2 separate regions of the Homo sapiens genome follow, and region 2 is linked to region 1. A link is a contact called in ENCODE Hi-C or POLR2A ChIA-PET data. All regions are on one chromosome and are shown on one strand. Each heading gives the region's core, a stretch centred on a gene start or an enhancer-like site at or near the end of the contact. The rest is flanking DNA. Distances are from core to core; before and after follow the strand shown. Region 1 has its middle 20 kb from the start of LINC02458. Region 2 has its middle 120 kb from the start of LINC02458.

Region 1 (5,844 bases), core at 1,356-3,855:
CTCTGTCCATGCCACCCTTCTTTGGCCACCCCTTGGACTAAGATTTACACATTCCAGCAACGTGGTCTGCCTTTAGAAAATCGGCCTAGGGAAGAGACCCAATCAGACAGGACATTCTGGAGTCCTGGTTTTGGACTATAGTCCACAGAAGGTTCTTAGTTGCCATGTTCGTTTGGCTCCATGGGCTCCTTACTTTATGAGGTGAGGTAGGACCAGGTCTAGAATGAACCCTCTTGCCAGGTCTCAGGATGGTATTGTACTCATTTGCAGTGTAGAGGAATCTCAATTGTTCCCCTTTTCCACCAAGACTTAGTCATATTCATTTAGCTATTCTGCTGAGTATGTAGTGGCATTTCATTGTGTTTTGAACTGATGATTGATTGTGTGAGTATTTTTCTTTACTTTTTGTGCCATTTGAATGTATTCTCTTTTGAAGTGTCTGTTCAACTGCTTCCCACAATTTTCTATTATGTTGCTGGTCACTATTATTATCTCCACTTTACAATGGGATATCTGAAGCACAGAGAAGATAAATAATGTGTCCAAAGTGCCATAACTAGAAAGTAGAAATAGAACTAGGATTTGAATCCAGAATGTCTGACTTCACATTCTGTTCTCTTAGAAACCCAGATGGTCAGACAAGAAACCAAATTGGATTTTTACTTCTATTATGATTCACTGATACAGAGCTTGGTCTTCTCCTAGTAGGGGAAAAAAAGAGTTGTACTCAAGTTGCCTAAGAGGAGACTACCACTTAGGGGAGGTAGATTCAGGGGAGGGGCTGTGTTGCAGAGACCACAGTCACAGCAAAGACACTCTCAACTGAAAGTATAATAGTAACCATTCACTTGATTTATGATTATAATAACAGGTTTTTATTGAGCATTTAATATGTGTTGAGAAGGATACTCAATTTCTATACATTATCTCTAATCTTCACAGCAACCCAATGAAGAAAGTATTATCTCCAGTTTATAGGTTAGAAAAATAACCTTTGAAGAAGCTAAGGATCCATATCAGCAAGAGGTGGAGCCAGGTTCCAAAATCTTGTCTCTCTCTGGCTCCAGAGCCAGTGCTTTTCTCTGTTCCACTACACCTTCTTCATAGAAAACTAAGGTGAGCTGGGCTGATAATTCCAGATGGGATTCCATGAACCATGGTTGAATATGGAAGAAGAGCTGCTCAGGCCAATGGGATATGAGACATGGAACCAGTAGAACCCTAAAGACAATATGCCAAAGTCAAGCCAGGGAAAGAAACCTTCAAGCTAAGTGAAATGTCGATTAGAAGGAGCCAAGCATAGAGATGAAAGGAAGGGGCGAGTCAATGGGACAGATACCAAGGTCACCAGAAAAAAATTTAGGAGAGTAGATGGTTGTGGATCCAGGAAATCCATCAAGCATTTTTCTTATGCTTGATGTAGAGAAGAGAGGTTTCTTTTGGGGCAGGGATAGAGGGCTGCAGATTATTCTGTATTTCAGAAGAGTACCCTTTGGGGTGGGGAGCCAATTTGGACTCTTTTCTGTAAGTCTTTGGTCTTTGCAGCATCCTGCTTTCCAGTAGGCCCATGTTCAGCACTGTTTCCTCTTTTCTACATCCAGCAAGCTGTGGCTCTGGGGTCTGGTCCGTAATATGAGGTTCCCATGGTTGCTTTTGCCAATCATCACAAACATGATGACTTAGAACAGCACACTTTGTTCTCTTACAGTTCTCGGGGGTGGGAGGGTATAAGTACAACATAGGTTTTAAGAGGGTAAAATGAAGGTGTTGGCAGGACCATGCACCCCCATCCATCCCACCACCAGCAGAGGCTCTAGGAAGAATCCCTTTTCTTACATTTTTTCTACCTTCTAGAATAGCATTTCTTGGCTCATGGCCCCTTACTTCATTGTCAAGGCCAGAATCTTCAAATCTCTCTTGACTTCTTCTTCACATCACCATCTCCTCCATGGTCAAATCTACCTCTTTTTCCTTCTTACGAGTACACTTGTGGTTGCATTTAGGGTCCACTTGGATAATCCAGGACACTCTTCCCATCTCAACAGCCTTAATTTAATCACATCTTCAAATGTGCTTTCTCTATATAAGGTAATATTCACAGGTTCCAGGATTAGATCTTGGATATCTTTGGGGGTCATGATTAGCCTGCCCTCTGCCATTTTGATTCAATATTCAAGGTGATTGTCACATCTTTTTCTCTGTGAAGGCTTCTTCTTGGAAATAAATTGGCTCATTGCCTGATTCACTTATGCTGAATATCAGTCAAACCATTTGGAAGGTTTCTGTTGAGAAATTTTTGTCTTTGTGGTTCCCATGAACCACTTACTTCCTTAGGCTCTCTTAAAATGTTCTAGACAAGCACAAAGAATGATTCACATTTATGTTTTATCTCAGATATAAATCCTTTTAATGATTCATGGGGTTTCTTACTGTGAAATCACCTTCTCAGAAGCTTCCTTTTCTAGGAATCTGATATGCTTTCAAATTTTCTATTGAAAAAATGCCTTCCTGCGCCACTTCTGTTATGTACATCTAGTGAATCCCTGTCGGCAGTGACAGGAAGTTCGCTTCCGTGCGAGGGCTGGCTGGCCCCAGGACACCTGTTGTGCTTGTGGTGAACATGAGATGTCAGGCCTGTGCTGCGCCTTCCTCCAGGCGGCCAGGTGGGAGGCCCAGCTGCTTCTCAGACCCAGGATCTTCATGGCTTTCTGCAGAGGCATGGGGTTCCTCTCATCTCGCATTTCATCTTCCACACGATTCACATTGTGTGAGGCTTCAACTCTGGGTCCCCTAGAGAATATTTTTATTCTGTGGCCTTTAGTTAGTTCATTCAACATGTGCCTGTCGAGTGCCTACTATGTATCTGACATTTTGCTGCATGCTGGGGATTTAAGGAGAAGCGAAGGACAGATCTTGCCCTCAGGATATCAAGTTGCTTAGTCAAAATAGGGTAATCCTGCATATTAATCATTTTTTAGTGGCAAGTGACAGAAACCAAATTCCATCTGGCTTAAATTTAAACTTAAACCATACTGACTTAAACATTAACTATGTAATGAAAAAGATACTTGATAATATTCTGTATCAGCTGGGGTCCAATCAGAGAACGGCTCAATCGATCAAAGGTGTCTGTGCGCGCGCACACACACACACACACACACACACACTAAGAGATTTATTACAAGAATTAGATCTATGCAATTTTGAAAGCTGGTTAGTTCATGAGTTTTCATATAGCTGTTGTCTTCATTTCTGATGCTGGAGCATGAAGACTTCAGAGCTAGCTGTCTAGCAGGAAAGTGGGATATATATATATATATATATATATATATATATATATATATATATCTGACCTCTGAGGATGGACTGGAACCTGGTCTGTGTCTTATCATCTGCAGACCACGTCAACTCCTTCCTGCAGAAGGAAAGATGGCACCCTTTGTCATCTTTCCAAGTGTCATGCTTTCCAAGTGCAAGCTAAACATGCACTTGGCCCAGGAGCCGGTGAAAGTGTAAGAGAATCTGAGGGAAGGTGGAGTAGATGTAAATCTGGCTGTTGACTCACAACAACAAAGGAAAGTCAGTAGATAACTGACAAAGCACATGCACTGCAGCAGAACCTGGTGCCCCTGCCCAGCCCTTTCAGACATAAAAACAATGTGGTTGCCTTCACCTCCACCTTCTGAATCCCATGCAAAATGTCTTTTGCGTTCCACTCTAATCAGACATTTATAGCAAAGGGGATTCTGAGTGACAGAGTGTAGCTTAGCCAAGTCAACACATGACAAAACTTCCCCATATTGGCATATGAAATGACTGGCTGGAGGTGTTCAAACCATTTCCTCAGAAATCTCTCAACTCTGTGTTTCTCTCTTTTGACTTCTTTCTGAGTCTATTCTCTCAGTTCAGCTTCATAGCCCAGTGGAAACAGAGCTTTTCTTTCTCAAGTCCTGGGCTGACGCTCATTGTCTCTGATTTGCTCAGAGGACATAGCACTCCCATTGGGCAGCCCTGTGTCACTTACCTTTTTCTGAAGTCAGGGTATGGAGCCGGCCCTGTTTTAATTACAGCACTGAGAATATGTAAGAGGTAGTTTCCCAAGAGAAAATCAAGGCATTGGTGAAAAAAAAAAAGTTGATTCAACAGTAATAGTTTACTAGTAAACATAGAAAACTCAGGGAAAGCTGTTGCTGTAAGATATGATTATGCTAAATATGAAAGCATCTGGATGCAGACAGTAATTACTAGGCTGGCATCTGGAGGCCTGTGGTGTCTTCCTGGATGGCTTGTCTGTTATTCAGCTATGTGGCCTTGGGCAAGTTGCTCAACCTCTCTGGAGCTAAATTACCTCCTTTGACAGGGGAAAATGTTAGCCTAGAACCATTCATTTATCAGAAAGCAATTATGAACAAGAAGCCCGTAAAGAGCTTATCATTTAACGAGGGAGACAAACAAGTAAAGTCAGCATAATGGATGCTGTACAGGGAGAGAAAGGAGTGCCTCTTGGAGCAAAGCAGGGTTATTAGGAAAGGGCAGCTGAAGAGAGCCTTTTAAAGAACAAGCAGAAGTTTATTGGCAGATAAGTTGCGGGGAGCTAATTTAGTTGGTAAGGACAGTAGATGAGCCGGTGCAGAGCTGTGAAGGGGCATGCCATATTTGAAGCAAACCTCCAAGAGTTCAGAATGGCCAAGTTCAGGGCACTTATGCACAACCAGCAAAATGTAAGTTTTTTTTTTTTTTTTTTTTTTTTTTTTTTTTTTTGAGGATCTAAGCAATGAAAGTTTTCTTGAAAGTAATGGCAAAAACTGCAATTACTTTTACACCAACCTAATATTTTACTCCATGCTAAGGTGTATGGTCTTCATCCTATAGGGAGTGAGATGCAAAAGAACAATTTTGAGCACAGGAGTCTCATAAGTGATAGTTAAGAAACTAGGTGTCAATGGCGAGGAGAGAAATGAGAGCAGAGCAGGAGATTAGCTAAGAAATAATTTCCGGTATCCACGTGACAGAGGTTGGATGTATAGACTTAGGTGGTGGTATTCTGACCGAAGTCAAGGGATATTTAAAGAGTGACTGTCAAGATGTAGAAATTTGCTGATTGTGAGGAGGGAGGGGGAAAAGTAACCAGGCTCACAACCAGGGTGAAGAGGTGGGAGGCGGGGCTGCTGCCATTCAGAATGGAAAACCTAGAGGAAGAGTAGGTTGGAGAAGGGTAGAAGGGGATGTTGAGTTCAGTTTGGGGAATGTTGAATTAAAATAGCTTTTAGGATGCCCAAGTGAAGAAGCCCATGAGAGCTGACACTTCTATCTAATTCTGAGACTCCTTACTTTTATGCTGAATTCATTTCAGTTATGCAGGTTTACTGATGACATTTTCTGATTACTCAATAGGATATAAGAATACATATTTAATATATATCATGAGGATACAAGGACTTTAGAAGTCGTTGGTAGATATCATCGGTGTGTCTATTTTAATAACCTGTTTTCAATGTTTAATGGGAAGAAAAAGCATGAGATGGATTTCATGATCCATATACTCAAAGAACTAAAATATTCCAAAGATTCCTAATCTCCCTTTAATTTATATCGCAAAGGAAAATCATAGAGTAATAAATAATAAATGTTTAAATAGTTATTTATAAAATGTTTTATCTGCTTTTTATTATCCAAAATGACAGTGTCTATGAAGAATTATTTTGGGTAAAGAAATATGTATTTCTTCAAAATTGCTTTAGATAAGATAGTATTAGCAATCTTCATTATGAGAATATAAAAATACCCCAAATAATCAGAACTTACATCATAGTAAAACACAATCTACAGTCCCATTGCTAATTA
Region 2 (5,922 bases), core at 2,014-4,513, 96 kb before region 1:
AAAATAATCAATAACACAAGGGACTCATATGTAATTTGGATGTATTTCCAGGATATTGGTAATCCCCATTATGTTTTAAATGTTATATTGGACCTCTCAGATATCCAGTGCATTTCACCAGATCTGAATTAAACTGGAATATTCTACTGGACTACTAACTTGGGATGAAGAACTATAATATCTTTTAGTAATTTTCCTTCAGGAATTGCTCCTAAGTAGAGAAATAGAATGCTGGAAAAATTCTATCATCAGGTTTTTACCAAAAAGGGCATGGTACCTAGGAAGCAATTATAGAAAATAGCATTTGTGAGTGTTGGAGAACATTTCATCTCCTTTATTTTACAAAGGAGAAAACAGAAGCCCAGAAAGTTTAAGTGATTCATTCAAAGTTGCTTATTAGTACAATTCCAAAATTCAAATCCAATCATTTAGATTCCCAGCACAATGCTCTTTCAACTAAAGCGTTTTCCATTTTATATGTGAAAAGGATTAAATTATAGTCTGTTTCTAAAGTGGGCTTCCTTTTAAATCAAAGTCTTGTTTATTCAACTGCCTTTTCACTTTCCTGCCCTGCTACTACCTTTCTTAAATATCATTTAACCTCAAATAGGCCTGGATGACATACACCAGTGGTCCTCACACTTGAGCCTGCATCAGAGTCACCTGGATGCTTTGCTAAAACACAGATTCTTTGGCTCAACCCTCAGAGTTTCAGATTCAGTAAGCCTGGGGAGTGTGTAAGTCTGTGACAATTTGTCTTTCTAAGAAATTTCTTGGTGATGCTGATGCTTCTGGTTGGGGATAACACTTTGAGAATGAAAAACCTACATGAAGCAGGCCTAACAATCTGTCTATTGACAGGGTTTCTAATGGCTGTGTCTCCTGTTGCTGACTCCTTTACCTTCTAAAAAAGTATAGTAAATTATCAAATGTATCCCCATCCAAGAACTCCATTGCCCTGTGTAGTCACCCAGTATTGGCTGCCACATGGAGACCAGTGTAAAAATGACTGTGTCTGTGCAGATGGCTAGTGAGTCAGTCTGGAATAAGAAGGTAGCTATTTAGCACTTCTGATTAGCACTCACAGCTCCCAAGACCTAGTCTTCTGTGTGGTGCTTACTTCTCTTTCTCTAAACAAAATAATGTTAAAAGTGCCAATGATAAGAAGACAGCCATAAAAATTGTTTTATGAGCCTCCTCATGCCTTCAATCCTTAAAGAAGCAGAGAATTAAAATATGACTCTGTCAGTCAGGATTCCTAGTTGCAGGGATAGAATCTAGGTCAGCCAATGTAAACAGAAAGAGATTGAATATAAGGTATCAGGTAGCTTGCAGAATGTGAGTGGCCTTAGAAGAACCTAGGTTTCCTGCAGAACATTCTGGAGAATGTGAGATTTAACTTTCCAGCCTGTATCTCACAGCAGGAGGGCATGCTAGGAGATTGAAATGGTTGTTAAATGAACCAGTCTTCAGCATCTGCCACAATTATCATTACCAAATTGTGGCTCATTCTTTTTAAAAAAAAAGTTTAAAAAAATTTCAATAGGTTTATGGGGAACAAGTGGTGTTTGGTTTCTTACAAATGAGTTATTTAGTGGTGATTTCTGAGATTTTGGTGCACCCATCACCTGAGCAGTATACACTGTACTCAATTTGTAGCCTTTTATCCCTCACCCCCCTCCCACCTTTTCTTCTCAGTCCCCAAAGTCCATTGTATCATTCTTATGCCTTTGCATCCTGGTAGCTTAGCTCCCACTTATGAGTGAGAACATCTGATGTTTGGTTTTCCATTTCTGAGTTACTTCACTTAGAATAATAGTCTCCAGTTCCAACCAGGTTGCTGCAGATGCCATTATTTCATTCTTTTTTATTGTTGAGTAGTGTTCCAAGGTATAGAAATATACCGCACAAATTCGGCTCGTTCTTTATTGTTAAGCAGGTGTTTTAGAATATCAGGTCTTGGCTTACATACTGTTAAAAAAAACTTTAGCCAAATTAAATTTAAAATAGTTTAATTGGGCAAAGAATGATTTGCAAATCAGGCAGCCTCCCGAGCCAGAGTGGGCTCAGAGACTCCGGTGCAGCCACGTGGTGGAAGAAGATTTATGGACAGAAAAAGGAAAGTGACATACAGAAAATGGAAGTGAGATACAGAAACATCCAGATTGGTTACAGCTCGATGTTTGTCTCATTTGAACACAGTTTGGACAGCTGGCCACTTTTGATTGGCCAAAACTCGGTTATTGGTACAAGAGTATACTAGAGTCTGTATAGAACTCCATAGGTTATAGTTTATGATATACAGAAAAAACTTTAGGGCAAACTTAAAATATGTAAGGAGGCAGCTTTAGACAAAACTTGATTTAACAATACTGACATAATGATTTCTAAATTGGCCCAGCATTGAAGGAGAGACGTGGCAGTGAACTGACCAGTAAGTGAAACTTTTGTGGATAATTCTGGTAGTATGCTGGCAGAAAACTTAGCAGATTCTGGTCCTCACATTCCTGGGATTTCAGGATTCACAAATCTCTTCCATTTGAAGACACACTTTTATAAAGATAACCTGGTAGCTATAGCAACCCAACACTGACAACTTTGTTTCTGGTGACCCTACTGTTTTTATTTAAAGCACTGTGTTTCTGTAGTGAAGGACTATTTATTGACATTGGAATTTTTGAAAAGTAATATTTGACTACAATATGTTAACTGTAAAGACTCATTCTACCATTAATTATTTTAAAGCATATATTGGGTTAAAACTGTCATTGGCCCTAGGAATCAGCAAATCTTCCTATAAATTCTGAAGCTTGAGATGTCTTAGTTTATGATTAAAAGTATTTCTGTGTAAGTGGAACTGGAATGCTGTAGGCAGGTAATACTGAATAGAATCTAAGACTGATGCATTCTTCTTGGAGTCCTCATTTGTATTCCATGGCAGAACTCACTATAACTGTGCCATTGGGCAAAACATCTAAGCTGTTAAAATAGAGACTCATGGTGCAGTGGCTTAAACAAAATAAGTTTCTCCCTCATGTGTCTGTCCAGAATAGGCAATGCAGGGCTGTTATATTAACTCTGTTATATTTAACACACAGCTTCCATCTCTGTGTCCAAATTGGCTATAGCAACTCTTCTCTAGCTGGTGAGAAGGGGAAAAGAGGAAGTGAAGGGCACATCTCTTCTAGTTAAGGGCAAAATCTACAAGAACCCTTAACACATCATTTCTGGCTCACAGGTTGTTAGTCAGAACTTAGTCACAAAACCACACCCAGTTGCAAGAGAGCCTAGGAATTGCCATCTAAAGTTGGAAAGCTTTGAACCTAGTGAAAATTTGGGTGGGGAATTATATTATTAATAGTAAAAAGAAGGAGCACATAAATATTGGTGGAAGGCAAACAGTCTTTGCTACAATGGCTTGTTAGAAATTGTGAGTTGGTTTTCTCCGTATCAGAGCTGCTTTGTGGGTGGAATTCACTGTGATCATCTGTGCTGGAAGTAGGGCTCCTTGATAGGGTCAGTGAGGAGGGTCTTTTAAATTAATTTCCTGGTATACAGATCAGGTAATAATATAATCTCAGTGTTGAAATGGATCTTAATTGTCACCTAATTCAACCACTCACCTGAGAATCTCACTGAAGCACCTATCTTTTAGACTTGCCCAGTTTCCTATGTGAAAACTAAGGACATGCACAAAGTCACAGAATTATCAGTGACAATCAGGACTAAATCCAGAGAAACTAGTACATTTCAATTTCCTTCTTTTGTTCCTAGATAAATCCTTCTGAGCTTAGTTTCTATTATGCTATGGTCAGAGAAAAGATATTTGTGTTTATTATAAGCTATAACAGTCTATGTGTTTTTACGGTATGTTAAATGCTATAAAATAATTAAGCTATGATATTGATTTATAAGGCCCTTCTTTTGTTATCGTAACAGTGGGGTCTTAATAGAACATAGGTCATGGTTGCACATAATTGGATGATTATATGTTAGTGAAAAGGATATTGAAGTAGAATTCAAATGACCAGACCCACTCTTGGCTATCTAATATCTGTATGACTCCGGGAAAAATCATTGAACTTCTTTGAGGCTTGATGTATTTTTGAAATAAAGAATTGAGCTAGATGGTAAAATACTTAACCATTAACATAGCACATATTCCAACCAATCAAAACGGATGCCAGTCATGAAAAATTCAATTGGGTGGACTAGTGCATCATGGAAGAATGTCACCCAGGTTTAGTGCTATAAATTTTCTCTTGAACCTCAATTGTACACTGTAAAAAGCCATGACCTTAGCCTGCATTTTTTTTTGTTTGTATCATCCTTAGTACTTACATAATGAAAGAGTACATTGAAGCTTCCATCTGACGACTAGATGTTATTTTTAAGCCTCAAGTTTCAAATAAATATCAGAAAAAGTAATGAACGCCTGTAAGATGGTTCTGGAACAATGAGCAAGTATTGTCTATTTAGAAATCCCAGAGTTTCCCAGGTCCTTCTTTAAAGTAAATTTTAAAACAGTGTAGAGACTGGCTTCTAAAATGGCAAGAAATCCATTTAGTCATAAAAGAAACAGTTTCTAGAGCCTAATTCAAAAACCTGTCACATTTCATCACATTTCTAAAGACCTCATTGCCGAAGAGAGGACAATTGTGTGCCTGTACGTAAGCCTGAATATTATCTTTAGTGAGGCCTAGAGATAAATGTTGCAATGAGAACAGGATCCATTTAGGGTGAATTGGACAGAATAATTCTAAGTTATGGCATTGAAATTCCCACTTCACTTATAAGAATGAGATAAGGCAAAACACTCCAGTTAGTGGAACATGAGCTACTAATTTCCTGAAAAAGACAAAAGGAGGGGAGTGTATTGCTCTTACATGGAAGGAACAATTTTCTTCAGTCTCAGTGCTGACAATGAGAGACTGTGACAAGGGGAAAGTGATAGGAGAGGCAGCCTTAGATCAAAACAAAGAACAATGGAAAGCTAAACAATGACTCTTATCAGTTCCAAAGGTGAGTTCACCTTCCTGGCTTTTGGCCGTCCTGTTCATTGAGTGTTGACATGCCTCCATTGACATGCTTCTAAGAGGGCTGAGTCTGTTCTCTGCATCTGTTCTCTCTCTCTCTCTCTCTCTCTCTCTCTCTGTGTGTGTGTGTGTGTGTGTGTGTGTGTGTGTGTATGTGTACATGCATGTGTGCATTTTAATTATTTGTAAATAGCGCTTCTTCTATGGTATTGTTTCTTGGCTCCTGAAAAAGCTGTGGTTCTCTTCCAAATGCATAAACATGGAACTATCACCACAATCTCACCTTATGTACTTGAGAATGTGGGAGATGGATATATAAAAAACACTGGATACTTTGTAACGGAAACCAAGTCATCTTCTAAGATGTGAAAACATTAAAGTTCAGATAATCTGCAGAGTGAGGGAAGGCACTCTAATCCCAGAATTTCACTGATTAAGGTAGTGAATCCTAGGAAATATGGCCCAGTTATCCCAGCTCACTCACCTTCTAGACTTTCTAACCATCTTCTTCTCACCTTTCCTTTCACTCCATCCTGGAGGCTTTTACCAGACTTGCAATTCTGCAGCCATGGAAGAAGTGGGACCCTTTATACTAGACAGAGGAGAAGGAGATGAGGTCCCATCATGACCTCTGACAGCACTTTTATTTATCTTTCTTCTAGGACATCTAGAGTGGCTTCTCAGTTTTTCTTCTAAGAGGGCTGATTTTTTGAGGCTTTTAAACGCTGGGCTGGATACAGAATATAGGAAGAAGAAAGGACTTTTGGTACTGTGTTATCAGGCTAGCTGGCCTTTTCCACACCCTGGCGTCCTGAACCCATCACTTTCCTTCTCAACGTCCTTGGATACACCATATTGATGTATAGGGTCTTGTGATTCCTCTGCA

Evidence for each region. A loop is a pair of places that touch in the nucleus more often than their neighbours do. ChIA-PET counts read pairs that join two places held with the same protein, here RNA polymerase II (POLR2A). Pooled maps may share reads with other maps.
Region 2: a pooled map shows a loop between it and region 1 (5-fold over the local background). The contact joins two enhancer-like sites. A Hi-C loop is called at or near these places in 1 of 168 maps with a recorded cell type or tissue (Right ventricle myocardium superior) and 8 of 50 pooled maps. POLR2A ChIA-PET finds 5 or more read pairs at or near these places in 2 of 52 experiments (H1 and activated CD4-positive, alpha-beta memory T cell).

The regions. Positions count from the first base shown.
Region 1 is chr12:89,037,077-89,042,920 of GRCh38, reverse strand. No RefSeq gene overlaps it. Among named protein-coding and RNA genes, the nearest start is that of LINC02458, 20 kb to the right of the region's middle. RefSeq lists an enhancer at 3,778-3,847. Within about 2 kb of position 2,605, at least 4 of the 41 ENCODE cell types and tissues checked have a DNase peak (open chromatin) inside an H3K27ac peak, as active enhancers do.
Region 2 is chr12:89,133,477-89,139,398 of GRCh38, reverse strand. No RefSeq gene overlaps it. Among named protein-coding and RNA genes, the nearest start is that of LINC02458, 120 kb to the right of the region's middle. Within about 2 kb of position 3,263, at least 3 of the 41 ENCODE cell types and tissues checked have a DNase peak (open chromatin) inside an H3K27ac peak, as active enhancers do.